3 separate regions of the Homo sapiens genome follow, and regions 1 and 2 are each linked to region 3. The links are chromatin loops, found by intact Hi-C in ENCODE. Cell type or tissue: GM12878. All regions are shown on one strand. Links, peaks and the distances in the headings refer to the core of each region. The heading gives the core; the rest is flanking DNA.

The links. A loop is a pair of places that touch in the nucleus more often than their neighbours do. Peaks named below come from ENCODE experiments on the same cell type or tissue, not always from the same donor. Only the 100,000 strongest peaks of a DNase experiment are listed, where the experiment ranks them.
Region 1: a loop joins it to region 3, with 2.8 times the contacts of the local background. A loop is called at or near these places in 1 of 110 quality-filtered maps.
Region 2: it touches region 3 in a loop (2.8-fold over the local background); 1 of 110 quality-filtered maps calls a loop at or near these places.

The regions. Positions count from the first base shown.
Region 1 is chr2:157,240,623-157,251,468 of GRCh38, reverse strand. No RefSeq gene overlaps it. Among named protein-coding and RNA genes, the nearest start is that of GALNT5, 12 kb to the left of the region's middle. RefSeq lists a silencer at 4,845-4,934 and an enhancer at 4,309-5,508. In GM12878, for the core only: no CTCF peak of the experiment used is centred there; a DNase peak (open chromatin) is centred at 4,918; H3K27ac peaks cover 473 bases.
Region 2 is chr2:157,145,591-157,156,436 of GRCh38, reverse strand. No RefSeq gene overlaps it. Among named protein-coding and RNA genes, the nearest start is that of GALNT5, 110 kb to the left of the region's middle. In GM12878, for the core only: no CTCF peak of the experiment used is centred there; a DNase peak (open chromatin) is centred at 5,476; H3K27ac peaks cover 255 bases.
Region 3 is chr2:157,465,393-157,476,238 of GRCh38, reverse strand. All of the region lies in intron 3 of LOC105373712 (a long non-coding RNA gene), which reads left to right. Among named protein-coding and RNA genes, the nearest start is that of CYTIP, 27 kb to the right of the region's middle. RefSeq lists an enhancer at 6,879-7,098. In GM12878, for the core only: no CTCF peak of the experiment used is centred there; DNase peaks (open chromatin) are centred at 4,984, 5,768, 6,678 and 7,188; H3K4me3 peaks cover 3,054 bases; H3K27ac peaks cover 4,114 bases.

The sequences.
Region 1 (10,846 bases), core at 2,439-7,438, 220 kb after region 3:
CACAGATTGAAATAATTAGTATTCTTAAAATGTTCATACAAACCAAAGTCATCTATAAATTCAATAAAATGTCTATCAAAATTCTGGCGTTTTTCACAGACATAGAAAAAAAATCCTAAAATTTGTATGGAACCATAAAAGATATCGAATAGTCAAAAAAATCTTGAGAAAGAAGAAGCTAGAGGCATCATAGTACCTGACTTCAAAAATATGCTACCAAGTTATAGCAATCAAAATAGTATACTACTGTCTTGAGACAAGCCTGGGCAACATTATGAGACCCCCATCTCTACAAAAAATAAAAAAATTAGCAGGGCATCGTGGTGCACCTCTATGGTCCTAGCTACTTGGGAGGCAGAGGTGGGAGGATAGCTTGAGCTCAAGAGGTCGAGGTTGCAGTGAACCGAGTTTGTACTGCTGTTCTCCAGGTTGGGTGACAGAGCAAGACTCTGTGTCAATAAAAAGTATATGATACTGCCATAAAATCAGCCACATAGACCAATGGCACAGAACAGAGAGCCCGGAAATAAATCCACAAGTTTACAATCAGTTGTTCTTTGACAAAACAGCCAAGAATGCATAAAGTGGAAAAGGTAGTTTATTCAATAAATGGTGTTGGAAAAATTGGATATCCACATGGATAATTAATTTCAACTCATTGCGACTTCAGACAATACAGGATGAAGATACTAATTAGAAAATTTAAATGGGAAAACCAAGTAAATACTAATTACTGTTTTTTTCGGATTTTAATGTGATTTTTTTCTTTCCAAATTCTCTCTTTCTCTTTTTTAGAGAAGAGACAAGTTGTAATCAACTGGATAATAACATCCTGTGAAACAAATCCATAAAAGGAAAGAAAAGTTTTAAAATCATATACTAAAAGGCAGGCATTATTGCAATATCAACAGGTAGAGTAAAAATACAAATGGAAATATTATTCCATTTTAACTAATTCTTCCAATGAAGATGAATAGTTACAACTTCTGGCAGTCATTAAACATTGGTGTATGTCTCTTTTTAAATAAAATTTGGAAGCTGACTAACAAATGACCTTATTTCCTAAGACCAAGAGAATCAGTATACCCTTTACACATTTGTTCTTGAAAAGGGTTGCCTGTATTAGTGATAAATCATAATTGGTTAAGCCTAAGTTTAAAAAAACAAGAACCCTATTATTGAAAGACAATTTATTGTGTTTAGACCTCAGTTTTCATTGATTTTTGAGTAGTGAGGCTAAGCCAACATTTGTGCTATACTACTTTACAGGTCCCTAGCCAATTTTTACTTAAAAAATATTTTAGTTTAATTAGGAAAAATTTAATAAATTTAAAAGCAAAACATTAATTGAGTATCTTCCTTGGACAAAGAACTGTGCTAGTCATTAAAATGGAGAAAGTGAGCAGGTTCCTGAAGGACATATTGTCAATGAGCCCAAAACTGGCAACTCATAATCTTAATTAACTGAGTTATTAGTATTGGTTAATTATAGCTTTGGGGATAAAAAGAGAAAATAGCTCAGGGTGGCTCTGTAAGAACTTCAGTAACTTAAACAGGAATGGTAGGGGGAAAATGATAGTTTGAGAGAAAAGAAAAGTTCAAATTTAAATATGTTGTATTTGAAATAAATGAAGATTTTGTAACTAGGTGCATATTTAAAAAATATTTATGGAGTACCGACCACATACTAGACTAGGCCCTGTGCTAAGCTTTGGGAAAATAAAGAAGCCAAAGCCCATAATTTAGTGTAGTTGTTTTCATTTATATGTGTGTCCATCAAACATTTCATGAGGAAGTGTTGTTAAAATATAGACTCTGACGTTCTCCCCTCAGAGATTTCAAGGTTGGTTGTAGGGCCTAGCAATCTGGATTTTAACTGGAGTAGATAATGATTCTGATAGAGTTGGACCACCAACCATACATTGAGGCTCACAGGTTCAGCAGCAGAAGCATATTAATATTAAAATAAGAAAACTGGAATAGCTTATTTGGAGGGGTGTTTGGAAAGGTGTCCTGGGGGTGATGACTGAGTGTGAATTCCTCTTATGAATAGGGAGAGGGTAATTTAGGAAAAGCAGTCTATGCAGAGGTAAAAGCAGGCTCAAAACATTGAGGGAGGAAGGCATGAGAATAATATGAATGGATAATTAAGATTTGTTTGATAGTACTAGATTTTACAGTAGATTGGCAAGCAACGAGGTAAAGATTGTTGGCTGAGCTTCTGTTGTATTTGTTCAAGATTTTGGATTTTTACTGTTCAAGGGCTAGAAGCTTTTTAAAGTTGGAGTGTGATACTCTCAGGGTTTTGGATAGAGAGCGGGTGGGTGTATGAAGAATAAATTGGTAGTAAGCAAGCTGCAGGCTGGGAGACCAATTAACATAAGTGCTACATATTTATTGCCCTTCTTTTGAACAGTCTAATCACACATGGAATAAAATCTGAACTTTAATTGTACATGTTAGTCTATTTAAGATATTTTTCTAGATCAAGAGGGAAGACTGGAAGAGGGATCATTTCTACTAATAGAGTGGGTCTTCATTAAAGACACAGTCTCTTAAAGTGCACGTAAGGCACAAATATACAAGCTATGCCCTCTGTTTCTAAACCTAAGGTGTGTTTAACTTTTAAGAAACTGCCAAAATGTCCCCAAAGTGCTTGTATCATTTCATATTCCCACTGACACTTCCCCACATTTTCAGTAACACTTAACTTTTTAATTGTAGTCATTTTTGTGGGTATATAGTGGTATCTATTTGTGTTTTAATTTACATTTCCCTAATGACTAACAATTTTGAGCAGATTTTTCTGTGCTTATTTGCCAACTGTCTACATTCTTTGGTGAATTACGTCTTCAAATTTTTGATCCATTTGTTAATGGATTGGTTTTCTTATCATTTAGGGACATGAAGAAACCTTTAAGGATGGAGGTGTGTCTACTGTCTTCATCCTGGTGATGCTTTCATAGGTATGGACACAATATCAAAATGTATTCAATTGTACACCCTAGAAATGTGCACTTTATTGTGTATATATTATACCTAAATAAAGCTGTTTTTTAAAAAACAAAAACCTAAGGAAAGAATAAGGACAATTCCTGGACCAAAAAACGAGTGCAGTGTTTTAGTTTCTTACTATTCCAAGCAGGAAAAAAGTGGACGATGCCATTATTACAGCTTGTAGATCCTCAAGAAATGAGGTCCCTACTTCTTTGGTCCTAAGAAGGAGCTGCAGTTCTGGTCTCCACAAGGTCAGTGCAGACTCTCTGGTTTGTGCAGTGCTGCCTTAGGCTGTTAAAGAGAGCAGGCCATTGTGTGCTCCCTGGATGGGCCCAGCCAGATGCCCTTCTTACTCTGTTCCCCAGGTGCAAAGTACCCATCAATGCTTTTAAAACGTTTAAATGGAAGCCACTCTCAAAATTAGAGTTCGTCCCATTGCCTCTACATTCAAATTGTTATGTTATCATTGAGTTGTATAACATTTAAAATGAAGGCCTATAGGCTTCAATTACAGTATTGTTTGAAGAAAATCTTTATAAAATATGATATTTTTGGAGCAGAGTTGGGTAGGAGCTCCAGACTCCAGGTCTAGAGTCAAGATTGTGCCAGGGGTTCTTTCTACGAATGACGGTGAGGGCTTTGATACTATAAAGAGAGTGGATACGGCCTAATCAGATAAAAGTGTGTCACCAGAGGAGACAAGAAATGAGTTTACAAATACAGGCTTATAATTTAATTGTAAAAAAAGATTAGAGACACCTTTTGTTTTGAAATTGTTCCAGTTCCAGGACAGATAAAAATGAGTGGAAGAAAGCAAAGTTCAGAGTTCGGGCCTGGTGACTTCTGATTTTCTCAGAGAAGTACGAGATAGACTAATGGTGAACAGTGAAGAGTTGAGGGTGAGTGATGTCAAAAGACAACACTGTAACAAATTTAGTTTAAAGATTTAACAGGAATTGGGGCAGTATCTCCTCCACAAATTTAGAAAAGGTGCTCTGATGGGCATGGTAGAACAGTTCGTTTTTATAGGACAGTCTAAGCAGGACCAAACATATAGCATAATACAAAAAGCAGATGGGTTACCATCAGGTTACTTCAGGTTACTTTCCTTGCAGGGTTAAAAGGATGTTTCCTGACTCTACCAGCTAAAACTGGCCTGTTTGGATACTTGGCAATGGTCTTTCTCTCCTGATTTCCTGAAAGGTGAAATAAGCAACTTTTTTAGTTTGGTACCAAGGAACTTTAGCACGAGTGATTCCATTTTGATTTGGTCGGTTGGGGCCTAGTTCAGGAGCTCAGTCCAACTCAATGACTTCCTATAAATTTTATTTAACAGTGGGTAGGGGTTGGATGCACTTGGTAAAGTTTGGAATCAGCTGTTAAGAGGAGAAAGAAATGTGCTACCTCAGAACAAGAGTAAGGACTTCTCAGAGAGCTTCGAGAGTCCTGCTGGCATTTTAACCAATGCCTCTAAGCAAGGAGAAAACACAATGAGTGACAGTAGAACAAAGAAGGCATGTGGACACTCCCACAGCATTCCTGAGACAGAGTGATAAAAGGTGACAGGGAAGCAGATATGGAGTAATGATTTCTGACAAACGTGGAAAGAAGGGGATATCATGAAAGGATTTTAGAAAGTGGAATTGCCGTATCTAAAAGCATTAGGAGAAATTCTACAGGCGAGAATAAAAAGAAGGCACTAGAGATTTTTGTTGTTGATTTTATTTGTAGAAAGAGACATTCTTTAACAACTGCAGGCATGTTAGGACTTTGCCCTTTGAAAATCTATTAGTAATGATATAAAAATCCTTCCGTGGTCTCTTTTGGCAGAAACTGAATTAAATCTTCAGCTGCTCTCTGAATCACTCATTTAAAAGTTTCAGTGATTCATATGCAAAGCTTGAGTTAAGAGAACAAAGACCTGAGCGAGTTTCTGTAGGGCTCGGCCTAAGCAAAGTTGTCACGCAGAACAACATGAGTGCTGGGTCCCCTACCCTTGGCCCTGACAACCTCCATCCGAGCAGCAACCCCTATCCAACTTACTGCTGCCCTGCAGCCTCCCAGGTGCTGCCCTGGGAATGCCCTCAGAACGGGTCCTGTCCTCTGATCCTGACTCTCCTTCCTCTTCTCATCCATCCCCCTGAAATGATCCTGTCCTCTTTATGGCCTCCATTATAGCAAAGAAAAGAGAAGGAAGAAGAGAGGAGTAGAAAAAGAAGTCTTGTGGGAGGAGCAGACAGCAGGTGCTATGTAGGGCATTTGAGGGCTCTTTTCATGTGCTGTGAAGAAGTGGGATGAAATGAAAATCTTTTTGAAAAAGCTGGAAGCTGTTTCAGATCTCCCCCTGCCCTGCTCCCCACCAATTCAATTCCTGCTCCCAGGGGAAAGTGCAAAATAACTTTCTGTGGAATGAAATGATGACAATGACTTTGGATCCAATAATGTTATCATAACCTGGAAATAACCTTTCCATCTGAGGCTTGCAAAGGCAGTGAAGTGTGAAACTCAGACTACAGTTAGAGAAACGAAAGAGACTTGAACTCAGGACCCTTTGGACATTTCCTTCAATATCAAAGAAAAGTTTTTATTTCTCTCCTCTGAAAATAGGGTAGGAAATGGGTAAGTGATAAACAGAGAAAAAGGCAGAAGCAATACCTAATTAGAAATCAAACTAAGAGAGGAAAAGAAAAATGGGTTCAGATTAATGTCAGGTTTGGTTATTCCAGGATCTCAACTTCGTTGCTGTTATCACATACTTTCAGAGGCATTCAGGTCTTGTGATGCCGTGTGCTTGAGTGTTTTTCTTACTCTTGGAAGCTGAGGATTAATACTCAGGGCTGGGCACACAGGAGAAAAGGGTTTGTTAAGCATCCACTCCTGGTTAAGCTAAAAAATGTACATAGAACTTGAAAGCACCCAACTCAGTTCCAGAGGGATGAAATAAACCTAAAAATAGGTGAGCTCTGGTTGTATTGGGGCTGGCCTGAAAACACACAAGAAAGGAGCACTTGAAAGAGAAGGAAAGAGGAGCAATGTGCATATTTTACATGGATATACACATTTGTGTCTACATATTTATATACAAATGTACAAACTCCATGTGTGCTTCGTTTGTGTGTGCATATTCATATTTATACATATGTATATATGTAGAGTTCACAGAGCATACCCACACAAATACACACCAGAGGTGCTGACTTTGAGCTCTGTAAGAAAAAATTTACTACTCGGGAAGAAATGAAACAGGCCTTTTGAGGACATTGGCCATACACTACCAGGTATACTACCTTTTGGAGGGCAGATCATATGTTTTGCATATGTTTATTTTGGGTAGGAGGAGACTCAGGAGCAACATAATAACCACTTCAAAATTTTAGAGGAATATCCTGTGGAAGAAGGGTTTAACTCATTCCGTATGGTTCCAGAAGAGAGAACTGAGACTGGAGCATAGCAGATTTCTGTTCTAAATGAGAATGACTTTCTAACAATTAGTACTAAACAAAAGACACGTGTATTTCTTCTAAAAGTAGTTAACGATATGCCTGCTCTTGTAAATGACATGTGGCAGAGGATGAATGGCCATCTGTCACAGAAACGGTAGGGGGTATTCTTCCATTAGGTGGGGGTTTGGACTACAGCATTAGCTGGACCAGCTCCATTCTGAAATTCAGTGGTTCTCTGAAATACATAAATGAGTTTTGAGGCAAGGCAAGTCAGATAATGGTTTTGATTTACTGATTGCTTTTACTTCATTCAGTGACTTAGGAGCAGAAAACTCCTATCTCAATAGTTCCTATAGATATCTATTTTTTTGCCTTCTGTTTGATTTCTATTCTTCCTCCTTTTCTCTTTACCTTTAATTTTTGTGTTTCTATTATCTTTTCCTTTTCTTTTCTTCTTCCTCCCCATGCCCTCTAGATATAAGGATGGAGTAAAGGCAATGTTTGTCAAGAAAGCAACAAGGAAGAAAAAAGAATAGAGAAAGGAAAACTTTGAACTCAGTTAACTTTTAATTTTCACTTCAAATTTTGGCTGTGTGTGAGTATGTGAATGCATGTATGTATACTGGATTGTGTATGTGTTTGTGTGTGTGTGGAGGGGTGGGATAGAAACAGAGAGAATGTGTGAGTAGGTGAATAGACCCTCAGATGTTTGGAAATGCTGGAAGTTAGGTACCACTTCTTGTTGTCACGATGCCTAGTGGGTGCTAGTAGTAATTAATGGCAAAAGGGGAGGAATGCTCTATGTCCTGCAATATGCATGTCAGTGCCATCCAATCATGTATTATACTACCCTACATAACAGGGCCCCATTGAGGAACACTAGGGAAAGGCTGTGGAGACAGACTGTCTGGGTTTGAATCCTGGTTCTGCCATTTTTAGCTTTGGGATCTTGGATAAATACTTTAAGCTTTTTGGGTGTTTGTTTTCTCTTCTGTAATATGAAGGGTAATAAGAACACCAACCTCACATTACTGTCAGAATTAAATGAATTAGTATGAGTCAAGTGCTTAGAAAAGCACAGACACATAAAACACATTCAACAGTGTCATCTATGATTTTAATTTTTCTGAAATGGCTGGAAATGGACTACTTGGACTCATCTTATGTGCTGAGTGTATGAAAGTCTCTACATGCTTTAACTGATTTTTTAGGGAACTAGATAGTAATGAACCAGTACTTAAGAAAGTGCAGCTTATGGACCCCTTGATGTTGTGAAGCTTTTGTGATATCACATGAACACACGTAAGCTTTGGCAGATAAAATTAATTTGCCTTGTTCTTTTTGTCTTCCTCACACATAAGCAAACATATAGTCATATACCACATAACTATACTTTGGTGAGGAACAGACCTCATATATGACGATGGTCCCATAAAATTATAATGAAGCTGAAAGATTTCTATTGCCTGGTGATATTACAGCCATCTTAACTTCACAGCTCAATGCATTACTCATGTGTTTGTGGGGATGCTGGTGTAAACAAACCTACTGTGCTGCCAGTCATATAAAATTGTAGCACATGTAATTATGTACAGTACATAATACTTGATAATGATAATAAGTGATTATGTTTCTGGTTTATGTATTCACTGTAGTAAAGTTATATTTACTATAATTTATTATCATATTTACTATACTATAGTTTTTATCATCATTTTAGAGTGTACTTCTACTCATTAACAAAAGTTAACTATAAAACAGTCTCAGGTGGGTCCTTCAGGAGGAATTCCAGAAGAAGTCATTGTTATCATAGGAGATAAAAGCTTCATGTGTGTTCTTGTCCCTGAAGACCTTCCTCTGGGTTAAGACGTGGTTGTGGAGGATGGTGATATGGATGATCCTGGCTCTGTGTAAGCCTAGGCTCATGTGTGTGTTGTGTCTTAGTTTTTAACAAAATGTTTGTAAAGTAAAACAAAAAATTTTGAAAATAGAAACAAGACTTTAGAATAAGTATATAAAGAAAGAAAATATTTTTGTACAGCTGTACAATGTGTTTATGTTTTAAGCTAAGTGTTATTACAAAAAGTTCAAAAAGTTAAAAAATTTAAAAACTAATAAAGTTAAAAAGTTATAGTAAGCTAAGGTTAATTATTGAAGAAATTTTAAAATGAATTTGGCATAGCCTAAGTGTACAGTGTCTACAAAGTCTATAGTAGTGTACAGCAACAGCTTAGGTCTCCATATTCACTCATAATTCACTCACTTACTGGCACAGAACAACTTCCAGTCCTGCAAGCTCCATTCCTGGCAAGTGCCCCATGCAGGTATACCATTTTTTATCTTTTATACAATTTTTTTTGTGGTATCATTTCGATTTTAGATATATTTAGATACACAAATACTTATCATTGTATTACAATTGCCTACAATTTTCAGTATAGTTACATATTGTATAGGATTGTAGCCTAGGAGCAATAGGCTATGCCATATAGCCTAGGTGTGTAGTAGGCTATACCATCTAAGTTCATGTAAATACACTGTATGATATTCACCCAATGACAAAATTACCTAAAGATGCATTCCTCAGGACATATCTCTGTTGTTAAATGACACATGATTATATACCCAACCGTTCCCCTAATCTACATACACACACACACAGACACACAGACAGATGCATTTGTAATAATAAAATGTAAGTCCTAGGATTTTTGTCACATGTATTTGCTTAATAAGTAGGCACAATACATGCATTTACAATATGTGGGAGGCTGTGGAATTTTGAAAAAGTTTTTTCTTTAATTCCTTGGGCTTGATAAGGTTCAAGCTTCATACAACGGACCATTCTTAATCCTACATTGATACTGAATATTATTTTATCTTTTAAAAGATTGATTTAATAAGCATTTCAAGATTTTGCCACAATCCAAGTACATAATCACAGACTGTAATGATCATTCTGTCATAAGTCAGTTCTAAAAGGCACATCTGATTAAATGGAATCTGTTAAAACATTGTAATGCCATAGAAATTGCTTTTATAAAAAATCACCAACATTAGCTTGTTTGCTTTTCATTTTTAATTTATTTTATGAAAACAGAGTTAAGATTCTTCATAATAGTGTGTGCTTTGTATGGTGAAGAGTATTTCCAATTGATTTTGTCCCATCTGTTTAAATGCTTTCTCTTTCCCATTTGACCAACTCATTTGGAGGGAAATGCAAGTACATATGCAACATGTGGACAGAACCATATGATTCCCCCATGATATGATTATTAAATTTTTCTACTAATACATATTGAGAAGTGTTAAACCTTTTCCTGCCATTCGTGGATACATTCGTTGATGAACATCTGGCTCATGTAACCTGCATATGCTGGATGCCATAAATTACATGGAAAGGCAGGAGACATCTCACAGTTTTTTAAAATATGTATACTCATGCATTTTTCACTATTTGTTCTAAGGATTAAAGTACTTCATATGGGTCAAGTGCTTAGAAAAGCTCAGATGCATAAGGCATATTCAGCAAATGTCAGCTATGATTTTGATTTTCCTGAAATGACTGGGAATGGGATATTGGGATTCATATTACATGTTGAGTATCTCAGAGTTTCTATGTGTCTTAATAAGTTTTTAGGGAACTAGAATTAGCACTGAAAAGTCCCATGGAGAAGAAGGAGATACAACTTATTTACCCTTTTTCCGTTTGCCCCAAGAATACTTGCTGGCGAGCTTGTGGCTGCAGCGTTTACCCTAAGACAACTTTGCATTGAAATATCTCACTTTACTTATTGTTTTTGCATCATTCTAATGTATCAATTTTGGACACAAAAGACATCATTCTATTTACAGCATTCTGTTTTTAGTAGTGGTATTTCCATTTACAAAATATAGTAATTTTTGATTGCTGAAAATGTCAAATCCTAGAAAACGTAGCATTCCTATGTGTGATGTTAACATTGTTCACGAACGGTTGTTGGCCGAAGATTCATTTGATGAATCTGAGTTTTCTGAAATAGATGATTCTGATGATTCAGACGATTCTGATGTTAGTTCTGTTTAGAAATAACTCCAAGAACAGTTTTTATATTTTAGTTTCACATTGAAAATCAGTCAGATTTGCTTCAGCCTCAAAGAGCATGTTTATGTAAAATTAAATGAGCGCTGGCAGAGAGCAGCACTTTTTTGTTTCTAAACAGGAAGAGGGTTAAAATATGAGTGCTCAACTTACCACCTCACTGCAGGATTTGGGGACAGGGAATACATTGGTACTCTGTATTTTCTACTCAATTTTGCCGTGAACCTAAAAATTCTCTAAAAAGTACAGTTTATTAAGGACTCAGAAATATACTATTGGGATTATAAAATAATAATCATAATAATATCTGAGAAAGTCAGGGTCC
Region 2 (10,846 bases), core at 3,076-8,075, 320 kb after region 3:
CCATGTCTGTTTAATTTACCACAGTGTATCCTAGGCCTACCACAGTGAGTGCTTACTATATAACTGATAAATAAATGAATGAATTGATGACAAAGTGTGGCAGTTTAAAACTGCTATACTATTCTATATTTTAAAAAAAGTCTCTGCTTAAGCCAAATAGCACCAACTCTTGCTCTCATCTAGTACAGTACTTTAAGCACCCTGTATTAAGCAATCCTTACCCTCAAGTATTTTTTTTGAAATCAGATAGTTCACAAACACATTTTAGCACTGGGCTCAACAACTGTAATGCTATATATACACCCATTAATTCCTACCACGAATATGCTATTTATTCATGGCTGCTGTGGATCTGCCATCTCAGAGATATCCTGAGGGTACCATCACATTTGTTGGACACTAAGGTCTCTTTCATGGCTCTGCTTGTTAGTGGTGGCAGAGATTCGAGTTTCCCTGAATTACCAGCAGCGTGTCTGTATGGGTCCATAGCAACTTCAGTCCTTGCCTCCTGAGGAGAAAGAATTGGACTGAGGGGCATAAAGCAGAAAAAGAGACCAAGGCAAGTTTCAGAGCAGGAGTAGAAGTTTATTTAAAAGGCTTTAGAACAGGAAAGAAAGAAAAATTTGCTAGGAAGAGACCCAAGCGGGCGCCTGAAGGTCCAAGAGAGAAAAGAGAGCAAAAACAAAAGAAGACAGCAAAAAACGGAGCCTTTAACCTTGATCCTAGGACTTTATAGGCTTTGCTCTTTCCCATGATTGTTGTTTTAGGGTGGGCTTTCTACATGTGCAGTGTCCTCCTTACCCTTGGGAACTGAGCATGACCAGTGTGTTTAGGGAGTTATATGCATGTCCATCTGAGGCTTTTCTTCCCTTTTCCGGTGTAGTGTGCCCCTAGAAGATCATACTTCGCTATTTTTGTCTGTTAACACACATGCCCAAAAAGTTGCTTCTCCCTGGGGCCTGCATTCAGTTAACATTTTTAATGTTAACCGGTGTGGACCATCAAGAGATTGTCTCTCCTTGGCTGCCGAATTATTATTTTTGGAGAGGCAATGTGATAATTGCCAAACCATCATTTGACATTCCTAGTGGGTGCGGGGAGAGCTCTCCCTTGCCCTGCTCGTTATCTACCTATCTGTAACATGCTGGTTGTTGATGTTAAAATACTGGAGCCCATTTTGTAGAATTCTACTATGTTTTTCTCTTTCTTTTCTCCTTCCTTCCCACCCCCCTTCTCTCTTTCTGTCTTTCTTTCTTTCTGTCTTTCTGATGGAGTCTCGCTCTGTTGCCCAGACTGGAGTGCAATGGTGCGATCTTGGCTCACTGCAACCTCTGCCTCCTGGGATCAAGTGATTCTCTTGCCTCAGCCTCCTGAGTAGCTGGGATTACAGGCACATGCCACCATGCCTGACTAATTTTGTATCTTTAGTAGAGATGGGGTTTTGCCATGTTGGCCAGGCTGGTCTCGAACTCCTGGCCTTAAGCAATCTGCCTGCCTCAGCCTCCCAAAGTGCTGTGATTATAGGCATGGGCCACCGTGCCTGGCCTCTACTATGTTTTTCAATGCAGCGAGAAGAATGTGTATATTTTCTAGTCTGTGATAAGCTTGTCATGGACCAGGCAGCAATGTTATGGTTGCCCTAGGTGCCTCAGGTCCTTTGTGAAAATAGTTCGTTGTCTTTACGTGTAAGAACAGCTCAGGTGCCATTCAATGGGGTTGAGTGTGGAGTAGAGACCATTCTGACCTTTCCACTTATCTCTATCTGTGGACTAAATACAGCAAAACATCCTCTCCTTTAGTTACAGGAATGTCAACTACAATCTGTCTTCCTCCCCTATTTATCAATTTTGCTCAGATATGAGAGTTGGGCTTAGGATAAGATCTTTATTATATACTTAAGAGACAATAATTGATGCTATACTTTATTATAGTTAGACATTTACGTAAGTTATCCTAGATTTCCCCTGAAAAGATTGTTTTATTCTCCCCTGAGAAGCAACTTCATTCTAAGGGTTAGCTAAAAGGAAATAGAAATTTTATGGTTTACGACAATGAATAAGATTCTAATAAAGACAGTTGACTGATAAGCAAAAAACTGAAATCACCAAATCTTTCCATCTAGGCCAGTGTAAAACTCAGTCTTTGGCTTCTGATGAGTCTACCATGATACTGACAACCTACCAGCTGAAGAGAAGTCTCTACATGGACTGTGCAAAAGAGATTCAGAGGCGTCTACTGAATTTCAACCATAAATTGTCTAGTATAAAGGAAGATAAGTGTCCCTGCTGAAGAAGAATGGAAACATAATGGAATCAATTCGGTGTGTCTGTGGAAAGAACTTATTTCTCCATTCCCCCAGGATCCAGGCAAGTGGCAATTCTCTTATCTATGCTAAATAGTCGAAGGCATCCTCACCACTTACTCAGAATAATCCTTTTTTAATAGCAGAGAAGTCTCATCCAGAAAAGTGTTGTAAGAAAATATATTGTGGGAGCCAGGATTCTCTTCGGGGCATAGAGAATTTTGTAACAGTGAAGGGAATTTTATCATCTTTCTCTTGAAAACAATTCCTTTACTGTCTCTTGGGCATATTGATGACCACATAATAGTTATAAAGTTCCCTATTTCCTTTCCAAAAGGGAAAATGGGATAATCAGTAGAAGATAGGGGATGACAAAAAGACACATAGGTGGCCTCCTTTGATATGATGGGCCGGTTAAAGGGTAAATTGTTGTGGGGTATTAAACACCACCATCCATGATGAGGAGAATTAACAAGGGAATTCCCATGCAGTAAGATAATGAAGACCTGGGAGTGTAGAGAGCATTTGGTCAAACTTCTTTCATTATGCAGATGAAGGAACAGGGTCCCAGAAAAGAAAACTGTAAGTCACATAATTAATTACTAGCGGAATCAACATCAGAATTAAGGTTTCATCACCTCTTGCATAATCCTCCTGAAACTAGGTACAAATTGAAATCATTTACAAAATATGCATCTCTCTGAGTAATTATGACACTGTGTTTTAATTGTGTACTGTTGAGTTTATCTTCTTAAAGAAACTGTTGATTTCTGTAGGGAGGGGCTTATAAACATCTTTGTATTTCTTGGATATAGCACAGTGTCTGATACATATGTAATATTCAATGCTAATTATATATGGGAAAGAATGAATAAGTAAATGGAGTTCTTTGCAATCAAGATGATCATTTTTCTTTCTTTTTTCTAAGTTTTGAAATTTTCTGACCTGTAGTTTTATTCCTTTTGAAATGAAAAACAACTCTAAAGAGTAATAACAAATGTAGCCAGGTCTGTGTTGTACATAGATAGGTTTATGTGATGTTTCTTTGTGTCACTGACTCTCAATTATCTCCTCATATATTTGAGACTTATTCATTTTAGAGAAGAAAAGGGAGGCCTCTTTGATTTATAGGTAAGCTTGCTGCTTTATTCTTTTGGTATCCTCAGTCAATTATTTCATCTCATTTTGAATGTAATGAAGATTCATTTAACAACCTATAAGGGCCTAATATGAGAGTCTAAGTTTCTTTGATAACCCCAAGGAAGTGCTCTTGTTTGTTCCCTTAGGAAAGGTATTAATTCTGACACAAATCACTATTTTCTATGTCCCTCCAAAGAGAAAGGTTGCAGTGTAGTAAAGGATAAATGTTCTTTTCCATTTTGGGCCAGATAAAATCCAAGACCTTTTGAAGGTGGATATAGTGGCCTTCTCACAATTGCCTGGAGTATGCTAGGGAGGGCCATGTTGCTTGGGAATGAGAGGTCCCTAATAGTGAGAATCAGGTTTAGCAAGAAGTATTCTGGGCTTTCAGGAGTCTTTGAAGTTTACCCTGGCTTTGACCTCTGTCCTTTCATTTTCTTTATCATTGTTTGCATGGACTGAGAGAGAAATGTATTACGTTTTGGCATAGGTTTTTACTTTGGTCTCTGATCTTTCCTAAGTTTGGAGTTCTGAAAATACAATGTCCTTGTACAAGCTGTTTGGTTTCATAAACTATTTTGTGATTGTTTAGGAAGACAAAAAGATTAGTTCAAACATTGACTAACACCATATTTTGAATAGGCAAGGATTCTAATTCAGGCTACAAAGGTTGATGTCTTTGTCTTTTTAAGACCATGGTAAGATTTTGTCTATCAATAGTAACTTCGTTAGGGTTAGGTAGGAAAGGTTTTCTTGTTTTAAGGAAATACTATAAATAAGGTACTTCCTTTAGACAACTCTTTTGCATTGTTCAAAACGAAAATCACTGAAGTCCTGTGGTCCTGTGGGAAGCTGACTTGAAGATTTTAAGTCATATTTTTAATAGTATGTGCATAGGTAGTTAAGTAATTCCATAAAAAATAATACATCATTGATGTACTGAATATGTTAATTTGCTTGATTTAATAATTATACATTACACATGATACATTATACATATCTGTATACATATATCAACCTATCATATTCTTCTTCATATATGTATATAATTATGATTTTTCAAATCAAAAATAATAATTTATAAGAAAAAAGTTTGTCCCCTACTATATATACATATGTACATTTTATATATGTTTTTATTATATATACACAAATTATGTAGTATATATACACATATGTATACACACATGTATCTGTATATGCTTACATGTATGTATGTATATATGCTATATTATATATATTACATACACATATAGGCATATAAGCATATATAATGTATATTACATATGATGTACATATGCATATATGATAGATATGTATGCAGTATATAGTGACTGTATGTGTGTATGTGTGTATATAGATGGATACAATAAGAAAATATATGTAGTACCAAGATAAAGATTTTACAAAGTGTGGTAGTAGTACACCATCCTCTCTCCATGGGAGTTTTCCTTAGGTCCCAGATGGGGCTTGGCCTGCCTGTGTCTCTTTGATGAACAACCAACTGAGATGCCAGCTTCTCAGGTAGGCAATGCCTATTTCCAACATTTTCATACTGGTTAGTAGGGAGGTTGGAATAAAACTTTTCTCCTTACCATAAAAACCTATTTAAATCATCTGAAGCTGAACAAAGGTGAAAGCTAAGATTGTGGAAGTAACAATAAAAATACAATGGTTCTTATGGCTTTGACTTCCCCACATGGTTCCAAATTGTGGCCCAGGACCTATCTCTTTCACAGAATCATGTAAATCCTTTTAAAATAATTAGATAATTCTATACCCTATTAATGCCTGTGGAACAGTGATGACCTGATTTTTCATAAGGTATCTGTGTGAATATGTGTGTAATTGAAGAAAAGAAAATAAAAACTAATAAAATTTCACCTTGTTACTTTTGAGCAACCATGTTGGTAAAGAAAAAATACATGTTGGTAAAATGAGAACTCTTGACTTGAGTATAAAACGTATGTCAGTTAATAACAGGAAAGAAAAACTAAAACTTTTTTCTGACCTTTGGACTATCTGTTTGCTTCACTGAGTAGCAATTTTCACTCCATATGATTCATACAGAGAGTTTAATGTTTCTGGTCAGTTTCACTTCAGGACACGAAAGCCAGTAACAAAGTGCTGCAGGAAGATTGACGAGTTATTTAAAGATTATTTATATCTTATGATTGCTGTATCATGAATAATAGAATATGCTGACATTAAATGACAAAATAAAACTGTTAGACATGCATTGTCCATAGGCACTGAGACCATGCACAGTGTTTCTGATCATACATAATTTATAAAAAGAAAATTCAGGCACTATATAAGAAAGTATTTTTCAAAACTATAATAAATATTTTTCTACATACATATGAAATAGAAAATTTATTTAATAAAGTTTCTTCTGAAGAGCTTATATAAACCAATAATCACAAATCCTGATATCTGACTACAAAAATAAAAATGGGAAGCCCAATAGGAGTCATTCTGCATCTCCGTGGACTAGGCTCAGTTCTGTTTGGCCTGTATGATAGACAACCACATCCTAAGGACTGAAGACTGGAGAAGGGAGAATTGTATTGAGGCAACCATTCTCTAAAAGCATGTAATTGAAGAATAAGGAGCTGAAATTATGCTAAGTAAATATGAAATTTTCAAGGATTTAAACTATCTGGTTTACATGGGGTATGGTAAATTTTCGAGTTTACATAGGAAACAATTTCCTGGATCAAATCTTGGTCCCATGCATAGTACACCTATGCCACAAACTCAAGGCCATGCTTGTAGAAGAAGTTTATCTTGGGCTTGATGCAACTACAGAAAATTCCAGTTTCTCCAGAGATGCCAATGCTTTACCTCTTCCCATGTGCTAAATATACTTTTAAAAAGTTTAAAAATACCTTGAGAAAGACAAACCTCCACACTTAACTAATCAAACTGTGTGTGAGTTCCTTTCTTGAACCGTGGTTCATCTTGTTTGAAGAGTTCCTGAAAAAAATGTGTGAAAGCATAGAGATGGCTTCACCAGGAACATCAAGACTCTTTCTTAGAGCCTAGCATATGATCTTTGTTGATGTTTCAAGCCAGATAGCAGAGAACCAAGGAGAGTTTGTCAGCCTTTCCCTGCCAGCTACTGCTTGTATAGCTAGTACTGTTAATAATAATTTAAATGCTTTAGTTGTCAGTCATTGCTCTTTCTTTGTAAATGTTACCCATTTCATAAATAAATAAAAACCTGCAGACCTTAGGTTTTGAGAAACTTGAATGCTTTTGTTAAAATTGTATGAAGCAAATTCACAAACACATGATTTATATTATCTCAGTGCACCACTGGAGATGATAGAATATACTATTTAAATTAACTCCTCTCCCAACAAATGAAATCAATTCTCTTCTTAGGTTACTTTTCAGCTGCCTTTTGTCTTATTGCAGAATCTTTTCTATTTCTCTCACTCATTCATCTATTGTGCCCTTTCCTTGATCTGATAGCATTAAACATATAATTAAGTCATAAAGGAGGGAACTGATGAGTATAGCAGATGGTAATTGCTTCCTACATTTGAATGAAATGATATGCATTGCTACAATTTACAGCTCTCGCCTCATATTTTATTCAGGAACCTTTTATCTCTTTTCCTGCAGAATTATTCTGCAATAAATTTAGACATCTTATCAATAGCTTGGTGATAGTAGCAGAAACAGAGAAAAACTGAACTTCGTGCATCTTAATGTTTAAAATAATTTTCTGCAATAATTGAATTATCTGTCAGTGAACATTCACATAGAGAAAGTGAATATTATCTTCCCTTTCCTTGGGTCAAGCCTGTGATTAAAGGAAAAGAAAGACCCTTTAGTTTGACAGATTATTGACTGAAAAAGTTTGAAACTAAACAAAAAGATAAGAAAATTTTGGTTCTGTTTTTTTTTTTTTTTTTTTTTTTTTGGAAAGGGGAAGGGATCTTTTCTCCTTTCCATGCCGTCAAGTACACAACAAAAGGAGAGTAGAGATGAAACTATCTTAGCTATTACCCAGAGATCCTGAGGTAATTAACACTTAGCCTTTCGAAAATTATGGGGAAATTTGGGAAGTTCAAGTCGTGCTCCATTTCTTTCCTTGGAATTATGTCCCATGGGGTCCATATTACTTACTAAATGTTGAACATGTGGAAACTGCTCCTGAAAGTCATTGTGTTGTCTCCCAGGACCTGAGGGTAATTTGCTACACTGTAGGGTCAGTGCAGTAAAAACAATAAAACCCCTCTCTGGCATAGTTACATTATTTGAAACCATTGTTAAAGAATGTGATTTTGAATGACTCCAGGTCTACAGGAGACAGGCAGTCTCTCTCAATAATGCATGTAATTTCTTTTCCCTTACAACAGAATTATGTATCATCTGTAGGAGAGTTGTTATAGGTTTTGGAAGTTTAAACATACACAAATGCATACAACACACATGCATATGTATATATTCAGCCCTCTTACAAGTACCTCAGCTCTAAACTTGTTGACTTAAATCTATCATGTGTTGCATTTTTATTCACACGAACATATATCTGACATGCCAATTCAGTTCAGAAGCATCACTCTGTGCTCCTACATCGTTAGCTGGCAATGGAGCTCTTATGAGAGGAAAAGAAAGAAGTCTGATCATCCACTCAGTATTTCCATTGTTGGTAAGAAGGGCAGGTCCCTGGTGGACTGCAGAGCATCGTTTTTTCATGACTTCTACTTTCTCCCTAGCTCATCCACCTCTCTCTCACCTTGAAGCCCCTCTCTCATGGGGTATGGGGAATTTGTCTTTTGTTCCATTAGCAATAATCTAGTTTTGAATAATATGTTAGAAGATAACCCAGCTTCCTCTCTGAGAGGCATGCACATTTTTAAAAACCCTGCTTAATAATGAACATATTTTATATTTCAGATATAGTACTATTTTATGTATTTATTCATTATCTTATAGAAAAAACATTGGTTGAGCACAAAGCATGTGCTTGGCACTGACCTATGCTTTAGAGATAGAAGTAAAAATAAATATAAGACTGCTTTTCATTCCAGTCTAGGCTCAGACAGAGCAACAATACAGAGACGTGTGGTTTGGTATGGAAGCCCAGAGGAGAGGCACCTAAGTCACACTAAGTGGACATAATTGGCCTTCCAGAATTTGTGACCTTGAACGAAACCTTCAAGGCGGAACAAAATTAACTAGGCAATTCCAGGCAGGTGCTCCCTGGGTAAAGGCTTCTGGAGAGTAGGGGTGATTTGGTATGGATGGAACCAAGTGTGAGTGAGGGAAAGAAGCAAAGGATAAGGTTAGGAAAATAGGCAGTGGTTGTAGTGGTGGTGAGGATGTTTTGGAGGTAAAATGTTTCAGGTAAGACTTTTAGAAACCACTGCAAATATTTACTCTGCAATGACAGATTAATATCATTAACAATTTTTGGCACATCGATTAAGATTCAAGCAATGTATGGGAAGCTTATTTTTATAAAATACATCAATATTGTTATTCACAAGGACTTTGTAAATATTATCTCTATTCAAATTTGGAAAACTGAAGCTTGAGGAGGTCAAATACCCTCTCCAAGTTCATGCTGATAGTAAGTGATAGAACAAATTCTTGGATTCAAACACTGGTGATCTGATTTCAAAATCCTTGTTTCTTCTATTACTCTTTGCAGCCTGTAGCAATCTGCAGGCTGTCTTTTCACAGTATTTAACTAGGGCCTGTACTCAGTAAGCCCATGTTACAGCTAATTCAATTAATAAAATATAAGATAATTTATCTTGCACATATTTTCAAATTTGAATGTCTTGGAGCCTGGATTATGAGTATTAGAAAGCTTACATATTTCAAGCAAGCAAAATTTGGTTATTTTCTTTAGTAGTATGATTTAATAGGTGATAGATGGAAGATATTCAGAGTATTGTAGAAAATAAACAAATTAAAAGTTTGGCTTAACGGATGGTTCCCTTTCTACTAGTACCCTCCATAGTATTACTACGTTCACTTAGAATGAATCCCTTTATTTTTTGAGCACATCCAACATTTCATTTGCTGGGACATAGTGCCACCATTCCTTAGCAAACAAAAAATAATTATTGGAAGAAAACTTTGTGAAAATATTTCAAAGTATAAATCCCTTTTCTCTAAGTTTAGCATTATCTTAAAAGAAAGAAAGCTAAAGAAACAATGACAGATTAAAACAGAAAAAGCGTTCTCTTAACATAAAAAAGGAGATTAGTGAAGTCCCCGTATTAGGCACATCTGAAGATACTGTGTTTAAAAATAAAATATGGAGGAGGAGTCTTAATTAATCCCTCCTTCTTAAAAAATTTCTAGGTGAATTTCATAGGCAGGAAAAATATAGCCAAAATTTATTCTGGATCTTTGAAGATTTTAACTTTAAAAGTTCAATTAAAAGCTTCCTTGTCAGAAGGATTATAAAATGTATTATGCATTTTTCATCATATCAACTTATAGTACTAAGAAAGGGGAAATAATATAAATGGTCAAGCATAATATAAATTATTTCATGTTAATTTTTAAGATATCAAAAAGATGTTTGCTTTTATTCAAAATGAATAAAGAGAATGTCCTTCTTCTCTTTTTAAAAAGCACTTCAATTTTTGAAATGATCAAAACTCTGACATTGCAAATGAAAGGAAAAAGTAAATTCTATTTCAACCTTCCGGCTTGTCTTTCAGTTGAATGAAGAAGTCTGGAAAAGACTCCATGCTAGGGAGAAGAATGAGTGGGAGATAGAGGTTTGGGTGGTAGCATATAGAAGGTAGTCTGTAGAAGCCTATTCCAACTTTTTCATACTGGTTAGTAGGGAGGTTGGAATAAAACTTTTCTCCTTACCATAAAAACCTATCTAAATCAGCTGAAGCTGAACAAAGGTGAAAGCTAAGATTGTGGAAGTAACAATAAAAATACAATGGTTCTTATGGCTTTGACTTCCCCACATGTTTCCAAATTGTGGCCCAGGACCTATCTCTTTCACAAAATCATGTACATCCTTTAAAAATAATTAGATAAATGTGGTTGGAACCACAGGTGTGGGTGGGAATGTTTACAGAGCATTTGTAAAATGGGAAGAAAACCAATTCAGAACTCTGAGAAACAACAATATTTAAAGGGAGGAGGGGAGTGGAAGGGAGGTGAGCCCAAAAATATGATGAGAGATGGCTGGAGAGATGGGTGAAGACTCAGGAAGGGATTGTCATAAGAGTTGAGAGTTGCAGAGTATCAGGAATAAATGTTATCAGGAAACATTGCTATTGAATATTAGCTAATTGCATGTGACAATGAATAGGTCTTTGGTCACCTTTAAACACAAGGATGTGTTTGTCTGAGGGAGGGTTTGCCCCTACATTAGCAACTAGCAAAATTTTTAGAGGTCTTTACAAC
Region 3 (10,846 bases), core at 3,653-8,652:
GTTGTACATATTATTTCATCACCCAGGTTTTAAGCCCAGTACTCAATAGTTATCTTGTGTACTCCTCTCCCTCCTCCCCGTCTCCACCCTCAAGTAGACCCAAGTGTCTGTCGTTTCCTTCTTTGCGTTCATAAGTTCTTATCATTTAAAAATGAGAACATGCAGTTTTTGGTTTTCTGTTCCTGCATTAGTTTGCTAAGGATAATAGCCTCTAGCTCCATTCATGTTCCCACGAAAGACGTGATCTTATTCTTTTTTCATGGTTGCACAGTATTCCATGGTGTATATGGACCACATTGCCTTTATCTAGTCTGTCATTGATGTCGTTTGATGGGCGTTTAGCCTGATTCCGTGTCTTTGCTATCATTAATAGTGCTGCAATGAACATTCGCATACATATGTCTTTATGGTAGAATGATTTATAGTCATCTGAGTATATACCTAGTAATGGGATTGCCGGGTGGAATGGTGGTTCTGCTTTTAGCTCTTTGAGGAATTGCCATACTGCTTTCCACAATGGTTGAACTAATTTACACTCCCACCAACAGTGTATTAGTGTTCTCTTTTCTCTGCAAACTGGCCAGCATCTGTTATTTTTTTGAATTTTTAACAACAGCCATTCTGACTGGTGCGAGATGGTACCTCATCATGGTTTTGATTTGCATTTTTCCAGTGATCAGTGATATTAAGCTTTTTTTCATATCCTTGTTGGCCACATATATCGCTTCTTTTGAGAAGTGTCTGTTCATATCCTTTGCCTACTTTTCAATGGGGTTTAAACCACTATTTTTTAATGTAAGGATTTATACTAATAGTTATATGGACAAAGATTTATGTTCAAATTTGATCACATTATTATTTCTAACAGTGAACTATCAGAAATAACAATATTTAATAAAATTAGATTACTATCAAACTAGAAAATTATGGTTCTGCTATAGTATGGACTGTCATATCACTATTAAAATCATGTTGTGATTAGTTATTAGTGATAAAAGAAAATTATAGCGGGTAGTGTTAGTGTTTAAGTGTAACAAGATAGTGTTTTAAGATACACTATTTAAGTGTAATAAGAGAATATACATAGTTATTTATGCATAATTATCTCATCTGGTTAAAATCAATAATAAAAAAGGACTAGGGAGGTTAAGACAAATGTTCATGATGATTTTTGGTGGTAGTGGGATCCTCTCTACTTTACAAATTATCTGCAACAGAGAGATAATCATGGGAAAAATGTATTTAAATAAGGAAAAGAAACAAATACAAAAGGAAATACCGAGACAAATAAAAAAGGGCAGATCATTAGAAATGGTGAGAGGCTCACGGATATGACTACAAATCTGAAGTGAAGGCAGAGTTGGAATGGAGTTTAGAGCAAATAGAAATACTGGAGTAATTCGTGCTCATGGCCAGCTCCTTCAAAGCACTGAAGTGTATAGAACGGCTGCAAGGAAAGACCTGAGCTTCTCTGTCTTGTGATGAAAGTGAGTTTTGTTTTTCTAAAACAAACCAGTTCTCTGCCCAAATTTACATTTTTATAGATGCCACATATATTTTCAACCTCTAAAATATTTTGGTTAAGATGTTTTCAAAATAATAAATCTTCAAAATCAGTCTCTATTTTCTCTTTATTTTGTTTAAGTCCATGACCTTTCAATTTATGCAATATTTTAATTTTGGGGGAGGGGGGCAGCAAAAGTAGATGTAATTTGTCTATTAGCTATTACTTTGATTTTTATAGTCTAAATATGTGGAAGTTTCCAACTTTCTTATCTTTATTGCAGTTAGACTTTCTAAAATGCCTTAGAGGAGTTTGAAGGTCTCATTATTTTCTTCAAACACTTTATTTCCCAGGAAGGTAGATATTTGTATCTCTTGCCTGTAGAATCTGCTCTATGGTTAGGAGAATTTATGTCCCTATTTTTTAGTTCTCACTTGGATTTCTTGATACTGAAAAAAGCCTCCTGAACTCAGGCCTTTACATACTTGTCCTCAGCATAATGGATGCCTGGTCCACACACTCATGTTCATTTCTTCAGTTTCTCCCTCCCTCTTCAAATTACCCTGGGGCCTTGATCGTGTCTTCTCTTGCTATAGCCTGTCTACCACTACCTAATCTCATATTCCAGCAGTAAGTGATCACTTATGTAGGCTGAGAGGAAAAAAATGTTGTTTTCCTGAATTTCTTTTTAGGAAATAGCAGTATATTTTTGTTAAAACATAAACATAATTGCTTATGCCCAATAAACTTTTACAGAAATAAAATATACTTAAAACTGTGTTTTCCATTGAATTGTCACTACAACATTTCTTTCCTCTAGAACATTTCTTTGCATTTAGTCTTAGTAAGATTGCATTGGGTTCTCCATCAGCCCAAGGTATGAGATGCTGGTTGTTGGATCTGCAAAGCATGACTGAGTCCCAGGGCATTAATCATCATGGCATATGCATTATTTTGCTGCTGTGCTCTGCTGAGCCAAGGAGATGATGCATATGTATTCACACTCCTCCACTCTCACTTTCTTCTTCCATCTATACTTTCTCTCTGAAGGCAGTTTTGGCTGCCACCAAGTACTGTACCCCAAATGCCACATTTTCAAATGCAAATGCCTGTTTACAGGAACATCTTGTCCCTTGGGCCAGTTCATCTCTCTGTGGTACATACCTACCGGTAGTATAGCTATAACTTTGGCTGCTGCTTTGTAAGTATAAAGTCACAACCAGAATTGTAACATGCAAATTTAAAACTGGAATGTCTACAAGTAGGCTCAAATACCTTTGGAGTCACTAAGTTTGTTTAGAGGCATGGAGCTATATTAGCCTGGGACTTGACTTCATGTCCCATAAACCCCTCTGTTCCCTCTTGGAATCTGTTGCCATTAACCTGTGATGTATGTACTCTGCCACCATTACCTCTAGCTCTAGCACTCATCCATTCATATGGCAAATATAGAGAGAGCACCAACCATTGCCAGGCACTCTGCTAGGTGCTAGACATGCACAGTGGAAAAGAGGAAAGAGCCTGTACCATGAGAGAGCTTACGGTCTAGTGGAAATGCAGACAAGAGAGCTAATTAAAATATGCAGTGTTAAGAAAAATCCTCTGTGCTGTAATGGAACCCAGTCCACAGGAAGGACACTCAGATTACCCTTTAGAAGGAGTGATGAAGGAAAGTTTCCCAGAGAAGTAATCCAGAACCCAAAAAAGAAAGGCTTAAAGCTGTGGGTCTCATGCTTCCAGGTCTCCCCCAAAGGATACACTGGGATTCCAGGAGTTCCAGGGTGACAAAGCAGTCAATCATCCAAACCAAGCTTGGACAGGCTATGGCAAGTAATGGGGACATACAAATCTTTAATCTCTGTTTGCTGTTGGTGATGATGGCATCACTGAAATTTTTGAGGTGTATTCTCAGGGTTATTTAACACACATTAAAAAGAAAAATGTATTAAAACTGATTTTTTTTCATGAAGAAAAATCTTGAAGATGTTTCCCTGGATTGAAGAACTCTTCTGGGGTCTGACCACAGGTCTAACTTCTCTGGAGGTTGGTTTGATACCCACTGGAGTGACCTCTGAGAATGGACCCCACTAGTGAATAGCCTCATTAGAGAGGATGTGGGTGGAGAAGGCTGAAGTGATGCTGCCATTTCTCCAGGATGCCTTCTGTAGATTCATCTCTGCTCTGCTGGGAAGCAGACTTCACTGACTCAAATTTTTTTTTTTTGATATTTTAAATTTTGAGTTAGGGTCTCACTCTGTCACCCATGCTGTAGTGCAATAGTGCAAACTTGGCTCCCTGCAGCCTTGACCTCCCAGGCTCAAGCGATCCTCCCTCCTCAGCCTCCTGTGTAGCTGAGACCACAGGCACCCGCCACCATGCCCAGCTAATTTTTTTTTTTTTTTTTAGTTTTTGTAGAGATGGGGTTTTGCCATGTTGCCCAGGCTGGTCTCAAACTCCTGGGCTCAAGTGATCTTCCCACCTTGGCCTCCCAAAGTGCTGGGATTACAAGTGTGAGCCACTGTGCTGGACTTCAAACTTCTTGAACTTTAGCATTCTCATGCTTGCCACAATTGTTCTTCAGAGCTTGATTGGTCAGTGATATGCTGGGTCTCAGCTTGTTTCCCCCTTCTCATCATTGTTCTAATATCATTCCAGATATCTTTATTAATGTTACTGCTACTTCTAACTACTACTACTATTACAACGACTACTACTAAGGGTTTTGTTTTGTTTGTTTTTTGTTTTTTGTTGTGTTTTTTTTTTCTTTTTTTTTTTTTTGAGATGGAGTCTCACTCTGTCACCTAGGTTGGGGTGCAGTGGTGCGATCTTGGCTCATTGCAACCTCCACCTTCTGGGTTCAAGCCATTCTCCCACCTCAGCCTCCCAAGTAGGTGGGAATACAGGTGCACACCACCATGGCTGTCTACTTTTTGTATTTTTAGTAGAGACGGGGTTTCACTATATTGGCCAGGCTGTTCTCAAACTCTTGACCTCGTGATCCACTGGCCTCGGCCTCCCAAAGTGCTGGAATTACAGGTGTGAGCCACTGTGCCCAGCCAGGGTTTTGTTTTTTGAGTGACTATATAGTAGCCAATGTCCTAGGCATTTTTTTTCACATCATCAGAACAACCCTGCAAAAATAAATATTATTATCTTCATTTTGTGGTTTAGGTGACTGAGGTTCAGAGAGTTTAAGAAACTTCAGTTTACTGAATAGTATTCTCAGCATACGGAACAAATATAAAACTTAATATACCATTGTTAACACCAGAATTCCACTGAGCACAAGTACCCTTGATTCAGGAAACCTGTGCCGCCATGCTTCCTGTTACGGGGACCACTGGCAGCAATTTGACTGGAACAGCCAGATGGGCCCTGTGGCTTTGACGGTTATTGCAGGTTTCAAGGCAAGAAAAGGGTCTTCTTGAGGGCAAACAGGCCCATTGGAGGGAAGCAAGGGTGTCAGACTCCAGAGTCAGCAAGCAGCAGAGAGGCCTGACCACTCCATCCAAGGGCAGAAGAGTCACTAGGTGCTGACTTTCTGTTTTGTTTCATTTTTGTTTGTACTGACTGCTGGATGTCAGTCATTATGGGCTTAGGGGTGTTAATTCTTGGCAAAAAATGATCTGAAATTCTTTAGTTGAAACCACCCTTCTTCGGGACAGGGAGAGAAATGCTTGGATTATCAAGTCAAAATTAACATCAGCAACCCCTTTTTTTACCCTGCCAATACAACGACCCTTTGGTATGCTGTAGAAGCTTTATGATTTGAAAAAAAATTTATAACAAAACAATTTTACTTATGTTTTTTCTCTTTGCTGCAAAATTAGAATTGCTTATTCTAGCTTTCCAGATGTTTAAATCCTGAATAAGCAGGGTTTTCATGTACTAATAAGCTTCCATTGTGTGGGCAGATACCATTATTGAAGGAAAGTTAGAGACCTCTGAAGTTCTCCACTGCATCCCAGGCTGTAGACACTACGTTAAATTGACGAGCAAACATGGCCCATACAAATGAGCAGGAAATAATGCATAAAAATGGAAGTTTAAATTTTTACCCTCTACCCTAGGTAAGAGGCTGTGAACTGGTGTGTGTGCTTTGGCAGATAGGTAAGAAAGTGTGGAATTCCTTACCTAGAGGGAATGAAGTTAGAGTAGGTGTCCTGTTGTTTCTCATCAGAGCATTGAAGAGATGGTTTCAGTGGTGGAGTAAGAGATGGACCCTGGGAGGCTAAGAATAGAAGCTGTGGTTAGCCCCAGACTATGGGCTAATGGGGCTGTATTTCTTGTTGTTTTGAAGTAATGTGAACCTCAGTGCCTTTTCTGTTGAAGCAGTCTGTGTGCTAATTACTTGTGATAAAAGGGTGCTTACAAGATATCAACAAGAGTCCTTGGCTTGTTATCTGAAGATGGTTTCCTTTTCCAAAATGAGGGGGAAATGGTCTGGAAGACCTGGAGCTGACTATGTTTTATCAACATGAGTTGACTATGTAAATCCTATGTACAGCTTGTTTGCTGGTGATTTAAACCAGCGTTTAAAAGTCCTGGATAACGGTTGTCACAGAATTCTTGTAGGTGATTTTTTTCCTCTTTCAAGAACTTCATATAGAGTTAATTAGGAACTCTTCATGCCCTTATACAATTCAATTTAACGTATCACTAAGAACTTCAAGTATGTAATTTGTATAGCCCACTCTTCATATTCATTAAAATTCACATACACATTTGTTCATATTCACTGCACAGTGATGGAATCAGAGAGGTTTTGTTATTTAGTCACTCTCTTGGTTTATTTAATCTCACTGAGTTTATGCCAAAAGGGATTTAAAGTGGCTAAATTAATAAAATTCAACAAAGTATTCCTGACCACACAGCATTTCTCTATTTTTTGGAAGGTTTTTCCTTCTAAAAAATTGTGGAGGTAAAGAGTTTTCTTATATTTTGAGTAGGTGAAATCATCCTCAAGTTGAAGAAAAGAAAACAAAAATTTTTTCCTGAAATGCCAGAAATTTGCATGGGGTAAAACACCTGGTTCGTAAGAAAAAAAAAAATCAAGCCCAGACATCCTTACCAAGCTGAAACAATATTTCATGTTTCTAAGATACTTGGGTGAGTTAAACCAAACAGGAAGCAGCAACAGAAGTCCCTGAATCAGAGAGGAACTGATCATTACTCATTTGACTTTGCAAGCAGAATGATGACACCATTACCCTGAAATCTAAAAAACTTAAAATAACTCCTTGTCAATTATGAAAATACTTACGGTTATGGTCTTCTGTCACGTAATCTCATGGGCAATTTCAACTTCTCCCTATCCCTTAGACTACTCCAACCCTTCATACTTCTAGAACTAGATCATGTTTTTGCAAACTTTTTAGAACATGGAACACTTTGGGGGAGAAGAAGGCTGAATCACCCCACTCGATCTTTTAAGTGACTTAGCCCACCCTAAATAACTTGAATGCGAAACCTACACAGGAAAACAAGTGAAAAAATTGGTAATTCTTTTACATAATTGAGATAATGTCTAGTTTCTTAAAATACAGGGAGAAGCTAAACATTAGATGTCAAACTATCGTAAACACAATTTCCTCGGCCACCTATGGATGACAGTCATCTGTAATACACAGACAACTTGTCACGCCCAGTGAACACCCTGAAGAAGGAGAAGCAGAATGGGGAAGTGGGATGGAGGTTTTAATTTCATGGTCTTTTGTGTTTTGGAAAATGTAAGTCAATGTGGCATTTGCAGAAGTTATCACATTGTTACAGAGCCAAATTACACCTTCCCTTGCCATTGTATCTAAAATGCTGGCTCCTTTTTATTCTTTGATATAAGGAGAACAAAAGGTATTTCTCCTTAAAGTAACAGTCAAATTTTGCCACTTGGGGCCCTGTGTTCATATGCCATGCCAGTGCTCAGCAGCTCCAGGTTTCTTAGATATTTTTATTAATTTTTATTGAGTGCTTACTATTGTGTCAGGTAGTCCTACAGAACTTTAATTTCCACAAAAATCCTATGAGGTTGGCACTGTTTTTTACATAGATGTGAAACTGAGACACAGAGATAAAATGCAGCTTTTCCCAACAACTTGGTTGCCTACTGTTCTCAAGGGGTATCTAACGTGTAGTACTCATGGGGTGCCTATAGGACTTGTTTAGCCTTTTTTCTCTTATTTTACCATTATTTTGAAACTTTAAACTGTTTTTGAAGTTATGAAGTAAGTACGTGTATAAAACCAGGATTAGAACATACAAAGAGACAAATAAAAAGAAGTCTTCCTTCCCTAACAACCCAGGACTACTCCACAGAGGTAACTATTTTTAATTTTATGTATTAGAAATTTTCTATGCCTAAACTAGATATGCATATGCATACACATTCATTTTTATGTATGGATCAATTAAGGTACATGTGTCGTACCTTGACATGGTTGACGCATCTGTGAACATGCTTGTCTCCCTGAATTCACTGTAAATTCTGAAGTCATACTATGTGTACCATTCTGGTTATCTGCTGTTAAGTAACAAATGATCCCAACACTTAGTGGCTGAAATTAACATTTATTTTGCCCACAGACCTGCAGTTTGAACAGGTCTTTGCTGGAAAACCTCATCTTTGCTACACTCAAGATCAGCTGGGGTGGTGCAGGGATTAAGGGCTGGAATCATATGAAGGCTCAGTTGCTCACATGTGTGGTGTTTGATGCTGGCTTTCAGTTAAGTCCACAGGTGACCCTGCGGCTAGAACACCTTCACGTGGTCTTTCCATGGAGCTGCTTGGCTTTCTCAGAGTATGGTGGCTGGGTTCCCATCAGACGCCCATCAGAGCAGGGCCTGAACAACTGGTATCATTGATGTTGGCCCTCTGACGTTGAAACTAGGCCTGTAACACCAGCTGAGGTCTGCTGTTGAAGAACACATCTGAGCAAGCATAGCAAAGTAGGCTGTGCATATGAGAGATGTGGAGACAGGGTGGAAGGTCATACTCATGGATTTGTTTTGGAACTCATCCGGTTATGTCTTATTTTGTCTTTCTTATTCCTCTGTATTCTCTTCTGTAATGTCCTTCTTACTGTCACACTCAGTTTCCAAGTCAGCTCTCAGCCTCCTCCATTCCCTGGATATTGATACACTTGTTCTCTCCTGGCATCACATCACTTTAACTGATAGCCTGGAATCAGCCCAACCTGGCCCCTGGCAATACATCAATTCCCAGCATCACACACATGCATTCCCTTGTAGGTCTTCCCTCATGGGGGTCTTCATTTGGCCATTCAAGCTCCAAGGGTTCTACTCTCCTTCCGAGTTTGGCTCCAATAGTGTTAGAGTAAACAATAGGTAATAATGTGTTTACAAGGGCTTAGAATCAGAGACACTATTGAAGAAGACCTTCTTCTGCTCATATTTAAGTATATTTGAAAAACAATTATCAGAGGGCCAAGGCCAATATTGTTAGCTAAATATTTCCGGCTACTTATAGGAGATGTCTGCCATGCTACCTACACTATTTTCTTCACTCAAGTGGGTATCCATAGCATTGACTAACTCCATTTTCCTTTTAATATAGTTTATGATTATTTTTATAGCTTAGACTATTCTAAACCATTCCTTTGAACAGATCCTTAAAGGCCCACCTCCAGCTGCCTCACCATTGCCATCCAAGCACTTCTCCTACTCATAAGATTCAGTGGTAGAGTATGACTTCATGGTAACCACGGGGGGGTTGCCCGATAGAGGAAGATGAAGCAATTGAAACGAATTTCATGACAGCCTTTTGATGTTCAGGCCAGATTCCCTGAGGGGACATTGGTCTGAAGAGATGGTCAGACCTTCCATTTTCTAGTTGAGCTCAAGATGAGTATTTCGCTTCGCTTTCAGAATGATTGTTTTTGGAAAGCTATGAAATGTTATTTATTAACCTTCCATTGCCAATGGCTTCTGTAGTGTGAAATAAAGAAAAAATTAGATTTCCCAATGTGGCAAGGTTTTCATGAGTTAATTTTTGGGACTCAGAAGTTGAACACTGTTTGGAAGAGCTTGGCTGTAGTGGTAGTAATGAAATTGGGTCACATAACAGAGCAAAATTCTTAGGTTCCCTGCCATCACTGCTTGTGATAGCATCATCCTCCCTGGTCCCCAGGATGGTTCAGAGTTGCAAGTCCCTCTCCCATTGCTCCTTATGCCTAGGATTCACAACTTGCTTATCCTTCTGCAGTGTTTCTTTCTTCTACTCTGTCCATTTCTTATCCACGGACACTGCTCTAGCACAAACTTTTTTTTTTTTTAGACAGTTTCCCTCTGTCTCCCAGGCTGGAGTACAATAGCACAATCTCGGCTCACTGCAACTTCTGCCTCCCAGGTTCAAGGGATTCTCCTGACTCAGCCTCCGAAGTAGCTGGGATTACAGGCATGTACCACCACACCCGGCTAATTTTTGTATTTTTAGTAGAGTCGGGGTTTCGCCATGTTGGTCAGGCTGGTCTCCGACTCCTCACCTCAAATGATGCACCGGCCTTGCCCCTCAAAGTGCTGGGATTACAAGCATAAGCCATCCTGCCTGGCCTCTAGTACAAGCTTTAATTGACTATTTTTAAGATGGTGGCACTAATTGAACTGGTCTTCAGCTTTCTTCCTTCCAATTATCTTATAAGCCACTGTCTTATCAATTTTCCTAAAATCCCCATTTAGTAACGTATGCCTTTACTCAGAAAGATTGGCGATTCCTTTTTGATAACTGAATCAAGTTCAGTGTATTCATTACACCAATGAGGTGCTCGGTAGTTCTGTCTTACGCAGCTGCCCACATTCCTGCCATACCAGCTTTGTCGCCAATCTCTGATAGCTCTCCCAGTTTTCTCCTCTTGATGACTCTCCTTCTCATTCACATGTGAAATGCTGGTTCTTCCCTGGTACCATTTCTGACTTGAAATTGTGCTGATTCTCTAAATTTGTCTTTCACCTTCAAAGGCAACCTCGGCTCCCTTCTGAAGAGGAGATGAATTTCTCTGTTGTGTCCTTTGAATGGCTTTGTGCTGTTTTCTGTCTTGTACTCTGTAGAGGTGGGCATGTTGAGTTATTTTGCTAGACTCAAGGCTCGTGCAGGGCAGAAGCTAGGCTTTGCTCACTTCAGCATCACGTTCTCCCACACTTAGAGCCAGACATGTTGTAGGCCTTTGCTAAATGCTGTTGATTTGAACAGAATATTCGCAGATTCTCTCCAGGAAATGGTTGAGTTTAATCTAGACCATCAACTCAAGTTTTTGTGTCTATAAAATGTGTAAAGCAAATATGATAAGAAAGTAGGTATGATTAATTTGATGTCAAGTTACTCTGATCATA